Regions from separate parts of the Homo sapiens genome. Here region 2 is linked to region 1. Evidence: chromatin loops called from intact Hi-C (ENCODE). Cell type or tissue: heart right ventricle. All regions are shown on one strand.

Evidence for each region. Peaks named below come from ENCODE experiments on the same cell type or tissue, not always from the same donor. Only the 100,000 strongest peaks of a DNase experiment are listed, where the experiment ranks them.
Region 2: a loop joins it to region 1, with 6 times the contacts of the local background. A loop is called at or near these places in 1 of 110 quality-filtered maps.

What each region holds. Positions count from the first base shown.
Region 1 is chr12:22,457,163-22,462,162 of GRCh38, reverse strand. C2CD5 (C2 calcium dependent domain containing 5) reads left to right here. Exons shown (of 27, transcript NM_001286176.2): 23 at 2,621-2,671; 24 at 3,578-3,679. Among named protein-coding and RNA genes, the nearest start is that of C2CD5, 85 kb to the left of the region's middle. In heart right ventricle, CTCF peaks have their summits at 1,919 and 2,119 (motif pointing right); no DNase peak of the experiment used is centred here; H3K27ac peaks cover 1,932 bases.
Region 2 is chr12:21,472,199-21,477,198 of GRCh38, reverse strand. It overlaps RECQL (RecQ like helicase), which reads left to right. Exons shown (of 15, transcript NM_002907.4): 8 at 207-288; 9 at 1,375-1,523; 10 at 1,614-1,731; 11 at 2,220-2,358; 12 at 3,557-3,648. Among named protein-coding and RNA genes, the nearest start is that of RECQL, 27 kb to the left of the region's middle. In heart right ventricle, no CTCF peak of the experiment used is centred here; no DNase peak of the experiment used is centred here.

The DNA.
Region 1 (5,000 bases):
TATTAGTCTAGAGACTGCATGTTGTTTTATTTCTTTTAAACTGGAACTCCCAGTTGGTCAGTGAGCCAGACTGCATGTATCTGCAGTACCTTCTCTTTTGAAAAGCTTATCACCTGGGAAGCCAAACTCTGATCAGGAGGAGCAGAGGGCCTGGGAGTCTGAGGTCATCAGACATTTGAGGTATTCAAACCAGTCCAGGTGCTGATGTCTATCTGCTGCTGGGACCAGCTGGCCTTGGGCCTCTTGGGCCTTTTTTTTCTAGGAGAAAAATTAAGATAGCAAGCATGTTAAAAGATGAACCTGCTCTCCCTAAGTGAAATCAAAAATCTCCCTTAAAAACTTGGGTTTTTCAGATTTTTTTCAGATGCATTCGTATTTGAGGGCAGGGAATAAACATTTTCCCTCCCTTTTTTCCCTCTTCATCCTTTATATAAATTTTACTGGGTAAAAGTAATACATGTATATCGTGAAAAATTTGAATATTACAAAAATCATGTAGTCCAGAATAAAGCTCTCTTCTCCATTTCCTTCCCCAAGAGGCAACTACTTTTAGCAGTTTACTGTCTGTCTTTCAAAGATACTCTATTCATCCTTTTTAAAAAACACAAGTATTTTACATATCATTGTGTACCTTGTTTTTTCCACTTGATGTTAGAGATGGGAACAGATATTTAATACATACTCAGGTAAGCTCTTTCTGTGTACATTTGCCATTAAAATATATGCAGTTCCTACTAGGGAATTCCATATTACTCAGATAATATCAAGGTATAGAAAAGATTTTCGTTTTAGTGATTTTTCAGAAATTTTTAAGCCGTTCCTCTTTCCCCTGCAGTTTAAAAAAATGCACAGAATTCCTAATGCCAGCTATATGTTCTGTAATTCTACACCAACCAAATCTATACTGCACAAGACATATGAGAGCCTCAGGACTCTCTTGGGATATGTAAGTTAGGGGTAGGACAGTTGGTGTCCCAGTCTCTCCATTGAGTCTGTTTCTGTGCTGAGTGTCCCTACAGATGTGGTAAGCCTCTGAATGTCAGGTCTGTGCTGGTCTTTCTTTAGGTCCCATCTCCTCCTAGACTTCCAAAGTCTCTCAAGATCCTGAATCAGGAGGACTTTTCCTATCTAGATCTCCAGTCAGTGAGCATGATGGTCAGGGCATGTCCACAGTGTGGTATCCTCATAGGCCATTCGTGGACCCCACCTGGTGATCCCTTTTATTCATCAGCTCTGTATATGTTACAGGATTAGCTAGTGGTCAGTTGCTTTATGAAAACTGTGGGCCAGGTTTGGTGGCTCATACCTGCAATCCCACCACTTTGGGAGACCAAGGCAGGCGGATTACCTGAGGTCAGGAGTTCAAGACCAGCCTGGCCAATATGGTGAAACCCATCTCTACAAAAAATACAAAAAAATTAGTCGGGCGTGGTGGTGGGTGCCTGTAATCCCAGCTACTTGGGAGGCTGAGGCAGGAGAATCACTTGAAGCTGGCAGGTGGAGGTTGCAGTGAGCTGATACCGTGCCACTACACTCCAGCCTGGGCAACAAGACGAAAACTCCGTCTCAAAAAAAAAAATTGTGTTGGTGGGGTGTGGTGAGATACTTGCATTGTATTTTCAATTAGCAGCAACATTCTATGGTAGAAACATTCTGTACAAATAATGTTTTGAAAAGTTTTTTTATTAATTTAAGAATGTTACCAAAAAATCAACACACTAAGTAGAAATGAAAAAACATATTTATCTATCTATACTTAAACTATACTATACTAAGCCAACCGAATTATTCTCAGTGCTTTTCATGAGTTATTTCTAAATTGGCAGGACTATTCTTTTAGTTGTAAAATTCTTTCAAACAAAAATTTAAATATTCTAATGTGGGTAGAACATGAGCATTAAAAATAGGTTATGAAGTTTTTTTATAGTGCTATTTAAATTTGTACAATACCTTAAATACCTGTAATAAAAAATATCAGGGAAAATTCTGGATGCTACTGTCAGGTTACTGGAAAGGGAGTGATACTGGCTTGGGATTCCTGGTTACCTCTGTGATCACTCATTTTTTAGTTTCACAAAGTCTTGATACCACCAGAGGGAGCTGTTGATATCGAAGTCTTCGAATGAAGAAGTTGGTGGTGAGAGTTAAGACTAGGGAGCAGCTTATGCTGATCTGTGAAGCATAATCATTATCTTGTCTGTAATTTGTAATCTTATAGACTCTTCCCCACAGCAAACATTTTCCTTCCATGTTTCATTTCAGATATTCTTCCCAACACATTGACCCTTTTCTCTGCCTAGTCTCACATCCTGCTTTCATCATACTCACATTCGTTACTATGTTTATATTTTCTTGTGACTATAAAGTTTCTGAAACTCTTTTTGTGTTACAGTAAGCAAGTAGTCTCCTTTGGCATGGTATTTATGAACTGAGCTAGTTTTCATTTATCAATAGAAACTGCATTTTAAACCTAGATGCTTTTATTTGGTTTGCTTTTGCAATGAAGCCATAAAGATTTCCTCCTATTCTTCTGGCTTATAGAGGTATTAACAAATAACAAAGAAGAGGTACTGGCTTGTACTTAGCATCTGAGCTAATGTTGTTCATATTGTCTTATTAGAACACCTGGAGAGTGCAAGTTCTAACTCAGGTATACCAGCTGCACAGAGAGGTGAGTTTGTCTAATTAAGCAAATAGTCACCAAAGGTGTAAAATTCTAGTTTGGTGGTGCATAAAATTATAGACATTGAAGAAAATGCACTGGACAATATGGAATAGACACCAAAATCTGGCTTTTTTTTTTTTGTAGGTAGAATATGTTCTTTTAAAAGCATCAATTAAACTAATATTTAAATTTTTTAGTATGTTAATGGTTTCCCAGTTTCTAAGCATAAAATTTTAGCTCCTTAAAATTTTTTTTCCAGCTTAGCAGTAGTAAAAGTTATTGTTTTTAAAAGGGGGAACTTGTGAGGCTCACACCTGCCCTGACCCCATATTATCAGAGGCTTTGTTGCCCAAAATCAGACATGGAAACAAAACATTAACAAAAATGGCCCTTTGGTTTTCCTCTTACTGATTGTAGAAAGAAGATACTTTAATAACAGATAAGTCAACTACTAACTTTTAAAAATATATTCTTCAACATTTGATTCTCTTTTTTTAAAATTTTAGGGTAAAACTAGGGAAATGAATTATTCACAAAGCTTTGATTATAAAATAAAATAGAAACAACTGAAATATTGTAAATTAAGAAGAATAGGAAATAAAGTTAGTTAAAGCACAGTATGTGGTCCTTTCATTGATATTTATGTTAGACCCCACTCAGGCTCTCCCTAGGAGACCACACAACTATGACATCACCAGAAATGCTCAGCCTGCTAACTGAGAACTTGGTTTTGGACAAATCAGTGTCTAAAGCTTGACTCTTTACTATCTCTCTTATCTGACTTGAAAAGGACCATTCTTTTTCTGAGTTACAGTTAAATTACATCATCGAAAGGAGTGTTAAGACGAGTAAGAGACATCATCCATATTTTTTTCTTTGTTTTTTTCTTTTGTTTTCTGTCTGTGTTTTCAGCAACGTCAGTTGATTACAGTTCCTTTGCAGACAGATGCAGCAGCTGGATAGAGCTCATTAAACTGAAAGCTCAGACCATAAGGCGTGGATCAATTAAGACAAGTAGGCGGATGTTTCTACCACATTATGATAATCTGAGAAACATATCCCTGATTTCCCAGTGGTGAAAGCTAGACCTTACTACCCAGTAATAACATTGCCAATCCATCATGTATTAGAGTGTGAAAGCTGCAGACTGTAACGGTCATTTAGGAAAAGCTTTTGAAAGGCCTTTAGATTTATTAGTTTTACCTATAGAATTGTGTTTTTAAAATTTTCCTTTTTGTGCAGGTATTCTTAAAAGTATATAAATAGATATTATATCATTCTAATTGGAAGTAAATTGCCAACTCTCTTATTGAAAAGACATTCTTCCAGGACCCAAGGTACTATTTAGTATGTGGCATCTGTCGGTTTATTAAGTGTGATATGCAGAGGGCTAAACTAATAAAGAATTTATGGTGAGAAAGTAGTTATTACCTTACTGCTAGAATCAGAATCATTACTTATATGTTATCTTATGCCATGTGTTTTGGTAAATTTTGAGGTAAATATATTTGAGTGAAAGAGCTTACCGTACATTAAAAGGGGGAAAAAACTACATTTCACAGGAAATAATATAGGATGTGAAACCAGCCAGATCTGGTTCTGAATCCTAGAAGTGCCATTTTAATAGCTATGAGACCTTGGGCAAGTTACTTAACTTCTCTAACCTTCCATTTCCTCATGCATGAAATGGGGATGATGATGATAACCTGTGTTTTTGGGTGGTTGTAAGGATTAGATATATATATATATGTCTGGCTTATGGCAGTTATTTAATAAGTGGTAGCTATTATTTTTTTACTTTATAAACAACCAACTTTTAGCTAGCAGAGGTCGTTAAGCTTTTAAAATTATGAGTTGGTTTTCAAAAAGGTTTGGAAAAAACCAGTATCTTACAACTAGATAACATAAGGTTTATCTACAAGTTGACAATGATGAAGTCGTCTGAAAAAGATGGAAAAATTGCACTGGGAAATAGAACAACTTTCACACTCTCCTTGTAATAATTTGTTCCTACAGCAGATAATTTTAATGCTCAGCCGCTTTTTCTTTTTCTTCACTTTATAACCAATCATTGTGTGTGTAGCTATACTGCATCAACATTTTCTTTTGCAGGAATGCCATTTTTCTTCCAAAAGAATTCCATTCCAGCATTTCCTCTCATGTTTTTCTGTCTCTCTTTTTTAATTGCATGCAGTGCATGATAATTTCTTTTCTTTCATGACATGGCTTAGCCTCACAGACAGCTGAATGTTGTCACCACTTATTTGGAAACCTCAGGGAATAATTGTGTTACCAGCGTCTGTTCTGAATGTTTTCTCATTTTTCTCCAATTTTA
Region 2 (5,000 bases), 980 kb after region 1:
TCTGGTAAATTAAAAAAATAAAGATCAAGAAGAGTCTGGGAGGAGGAACAGATGAGTCAGATGGGTTGAATCCTGTGAGTAAGTGAAAGAGTAATAGGAAAAAAAACACTATGGTCATGAAAGAACTGCATCCTGAAAGTTGTACATAGACAGCCACTTGGATGGTACTCATTCATTTACTTTTTAATAAGTTAAGTTTTTTTTAGGTTCGGCAGAAGCCCTCAAACACTGAAGATTTTATTGAGGATATTGTAAAGCTCATTAATGGGAGATACAAAGGGCAATCAGGTAATGTAAAAACAAACCAACTTTGGAGACAGAGATAACTTTCAAAAAGTGACTTCATATCATATTGATAATTATACTGATAACTGAATAACACCAAAAAAAATTAATGTATAGCAGAAGATACTTGAAAATACGTGATAAAATTAATTCACTTGATCTTAGAAATTGGGTGTGACATTTGCTTATGCCATAGATTATGAGTCGTCAAATTGCCTGATTTATTTTTGCTTATTTACACTTGCTTTAGAATAGACCTGATGACTTAATGTTAATTATCAACAGCACATATTTAGTATGTATCCACTGTGTACAAAATAGTGGATTAAGCAACTGATATTCTAAAGGGATAGAAAATATACTCCCTTACAGTAAAGGACACGTTAAAGCAATAAATAAATCCAGTAGTACATACTGAATAGATTAAGCACAGATCGAGTTGTGAGTATATATACATGGTTTTCTGGGTTTAATGACTAAGCAAATGTTACTGAAGCAAAGAATTTGTGTGAAAGTAGCATTTTAAACTGTTCTATAGATTTTCAGGAGGTAGTCCTGGGTAAAAGGAGTTCTAGGGTCAAATGAATTTGAGAAAGGTTGCAGGTATTTATTCTGCCTGGATGTTCACAGGGTGTATCAGCAAACTAGAAGCTCTGACCATCCCTGAAAATAAAGAGAGACACCCATTTAACTTTGTTGAATGCAATGTTCTCCAAATTAATTTGCATGCAAATTAATCTAAATTAACCCAAAATTAATCTGGAGAACACTGCATTCATAGCACATTTGTTAGCATCTTACAGACATCAGTTTGAGAAATACTGTTTAGTGGGAGATAAAGTTAAAGAGAGAAAAGAGATAACAGGAACAAAAACTGATGGCTCAGGCTCATTTCTGCTTTAAAGGAAGCTGGTGCTCAAATCTGGAATTATACCAAAATGTCAATATATGCACAAGGCCTTGAAATTTTTCATAATTCTTTTTTTCCTTCTGTGCATTGTATTAATCAATGTCCTGAATGTGTGTGTTGAAAACCATCTTCCAGGAATATGCCATATCTATCTAACAAATGCACATATTTTACTGCAGGAATCATATATTGTTTTTCTCAGAAAGACTCTGAACAAGTTACGGTTAGTTTGCAGAATCTGGGAATTCATGCAGGTGCTTACCATGCCAATTTGGAGCCAGAAGATAAGACCACAGTTCATAGAAAATGGTCAGCCAATGAAATTCAGGTTAGGTCTATATCTTCCATAGAAGCCTAATTTACCTTTAAAATATTTAAACTTGATTTAATTAACTGATAAAATGTTAAAATATTTCAGGTAGTAGTGGCAACTGTTGCATTTGGTATGGGAATTGATAAGCCAGATGTGAGGTTTGTTATCCATCATTCAATGAGTAAATCCATGGAAAATTATTACCAAGAGAGTGGACGTGCAGGTATGTAGGACTCAAATCCAGAAGTAAATTTTTAGAAAGCTTTTCCAAAAAATACATGATAAATGCTTAATAAGTCTGTATGTTTTATCTTTATTGGATAGTATTTTTAGAACAATGTATTTTTAGCAGTTTGACACTTACTTGCATATGGAGAAATTTTTACTTATGTTCTGTTATCTGAATTGTTTCTTTTTATGTGTGTTAAGATAATTTGATGTTCATCTTTGCCTCCTGAATTTTTAATTAGTGATTTCAAATCTATAACTTAACTGGATTATAGACACATTTTTTAACTTAGTAGAGCTGATTATTGATGTCTCTTTAGAGTTTTTTTTAATTTGAGGGTACCCATTACAAATTAACTTCCACATCTCTAAAATTTCTAGATGTAGTATAAAACATTGCCTGCTAATTTTACCATATGTCATTTTTGCATATTTTGAATTTGTAAATGTAATTCTGCAATCTCAAGGTTTCTCACACCACAGGTCGAGATGACATGAAAGCAGACTGTATTTTGTACTACGGCTTTGGAGATATATTCAGAATAAGTTCAATGGTGGTGATGGAAAATGTGGGACAGCAGAAGCTTTATGAGATGGTATCATACTGTCAAAACATAAGCAAGTAAGCCACATACCTTTTTATAACTTTTATCAATTAAAGCAAATATGAAAGTATATGACATCGTTTTTAAGTTCTTACTAAATACATTGGTGGAACACCAAAGTGCAGATCCATAAAAGCAGATGTTGGAGGGTAGGAACCAGCACATCAACCTGTATGATCTGCCTTAGTTCAAGAAAAGATGCCCTATCTTTGAGATAATCCTCCAAAACTACTTTTTTAATTGAAGGTTTTTGAGACACATTGATAGCAACTTGAAGGCTTTTTTTCTCTGGCACTGCTGTACAGTTACATGATTTAATAATTTTGAAAAGGTCTATGGTTAAGATAGGCATTTTGAGAGTCAAGCTCAGTAACGTGCCACCTTGCCAGCTCATGTGTCAATGAAATACCAAGTTTCTCCTTAAGAAGTAAGTTTAAATCTACTTAGGGTGGCTTTAGACTAGATAGCTTCCTGAAAGCTTTCTGTCATAGTTATCTTTGTGCTTTTATTGCCTATCACATAAGAAGTGCTCAGAAATGTCGAGGTGGTAAATAGCAGCCAGACAGTGATAGAAATGTTCTTTCTTTCCAATAGATACTACAATAATCTAGTTAAAAGAAATGAGAAAATGAAAATGTCTTCCAAAGGCCAGTAGAGTCTCATGAAGCATATTTTAAGGTTTCAACTCAAATATTGCTACTTTATTAAAATATAAGAAACTATTTTACTGTCAAGAATATTCTCCTAATAGTTGCAAAACATTGAATTTAAAAATGGAACTCAGACAATTTTTTAAACAGTGTTTATCAAGAATATGTGGGGAAAAAAGTCCTATGTCGGGGGCACAATGGCCCCCCAAAGATGTTCACGTCCTAATTCCTAACCTGTATGTTACCTCACATGGCAAAAGGAAAGTAGCATTGCACATGGAATTAAGACTGTTCATTAGCTGACCTTAAAATAGGGAGATTATTTTAGATTGTGTGATGTGAGAAGAACCTGACACTCTGATTTTGATCCAGTGAAACCCATAGTACACTTCTAAATCTAAACCACAGAAATGTAAGAATAAATGTGTTTAAAGCCACTAAGTTTATGGTAATATTATGGCAGTTATAGGAAGCTAATACAGTATATAACTATGTAAGCTGAAATAGAGATTCTTAAAACTTTATTATATCCTTTAATAATTTGTATCTTTAAATGTGTTTGCAGATGTCGTCGTGTGTTGATGGCTCAACATTTTGATGAAGTATGGAACTCAGAAGCATGTAACAAAATGTGCGATAACTGCTGTAAAGACAGTGGTGAGTTTGTTGTTTTGTAAACCTTTATAGGCTAATACAGTCATAATGCCTAGTGACAGAGATACGTTCTGAGAAATGCATCACTAGGTGATTTTGTCATTGTGCAAACATCAAAGTGTACTTACATAAACCTAGATGGTATAGTCTCCTAGGTGATATGTTATAGCCTATTGATCCTAGGCTACCAATCTGTACAGCGTGTTACTGTACTGCATACTGCAGGCAGCTGTAACACATGGTTAAGTATTTGTGTATCTAAACATAGAGTAAGTACAGTAAAAATATGGTATTATAACCTGGGTGACAGCGAGACTCCGTCTCAAAAAAAAATATATGGTATTATATAATCTCTTGGGACCACTGGCATATACGTGGTCCATCACCGACCAAAATATTATGTGGCACAAAACTGTATATACAGCTGGGACATGAGAGAAGTATTAGACTTCCAAATGGATTTAAAAGATTAAAGTGTGAATCAGATTTTCCAGAATTAAAACTATCAACATGAAGTTTTGAAACAAAGGTGAATAAAAGGAAAAGTCTTATGTGTATGCACACATTTTATATTGCTATACTGAGGATGTGAAATTTTTAATAAATGAAGGAAAATATTTGAATTTTTCTGAATAGAAATGCTATTCTATAAGAAAAGGGAAACCATGTGATAATCTCTAATACTTTATAGTCACTAATTGAAAAGAAAATTTAGTGCAAAATAGAGACTATAGAGAATCACTTTTGATCCAGTTAATGGCTAGTCATCGGAGATTTACTTAAAATTCTTTTAAATGTAGATCAGCAGGATTTGTTTTCTGAGCATTGGTCACAACCCTGCTGATCAAAACAGGATCTGGTCAAAACAAGATATAGCAAAGAAACTGGCCCAAACAAGTTAGAACTAGAAAATATAATGTATTTGCATGATGTAAGACACTCCCACTAGCACCATGACAGTTTACAAATGCCGTGACAATGCCCGAAAATTACATGGTTCTAGGAACTCCCTAACCTTTTCTAGAAGATTCATGAATAATCTTCCCCTTATTTAGCATATAACTAAGGAGCAGCTATAAATACCGCTAGTGAGCAATGTACAGTGCCACTCTGCCTTTGGGGTAGCCCTGCTCTGTCTATGGAGCCGCCATTTTCCTATACTCTATTGCTAATAAACTTGCTTTGCTTTCACTTTACTCTGTTGGCTTGCTCTCAGATTGTTTCTTGCATGAAACTGGGAACCCTCCTGGGCTGAGTCCCAATTTTCGGATTTGCCTGCAGCATTTTGGCACTATATTTTAACTTTTTTTCATCCGTGTGTTGTATTTCAAGATCTGGACTAGCCAGTACCTCAT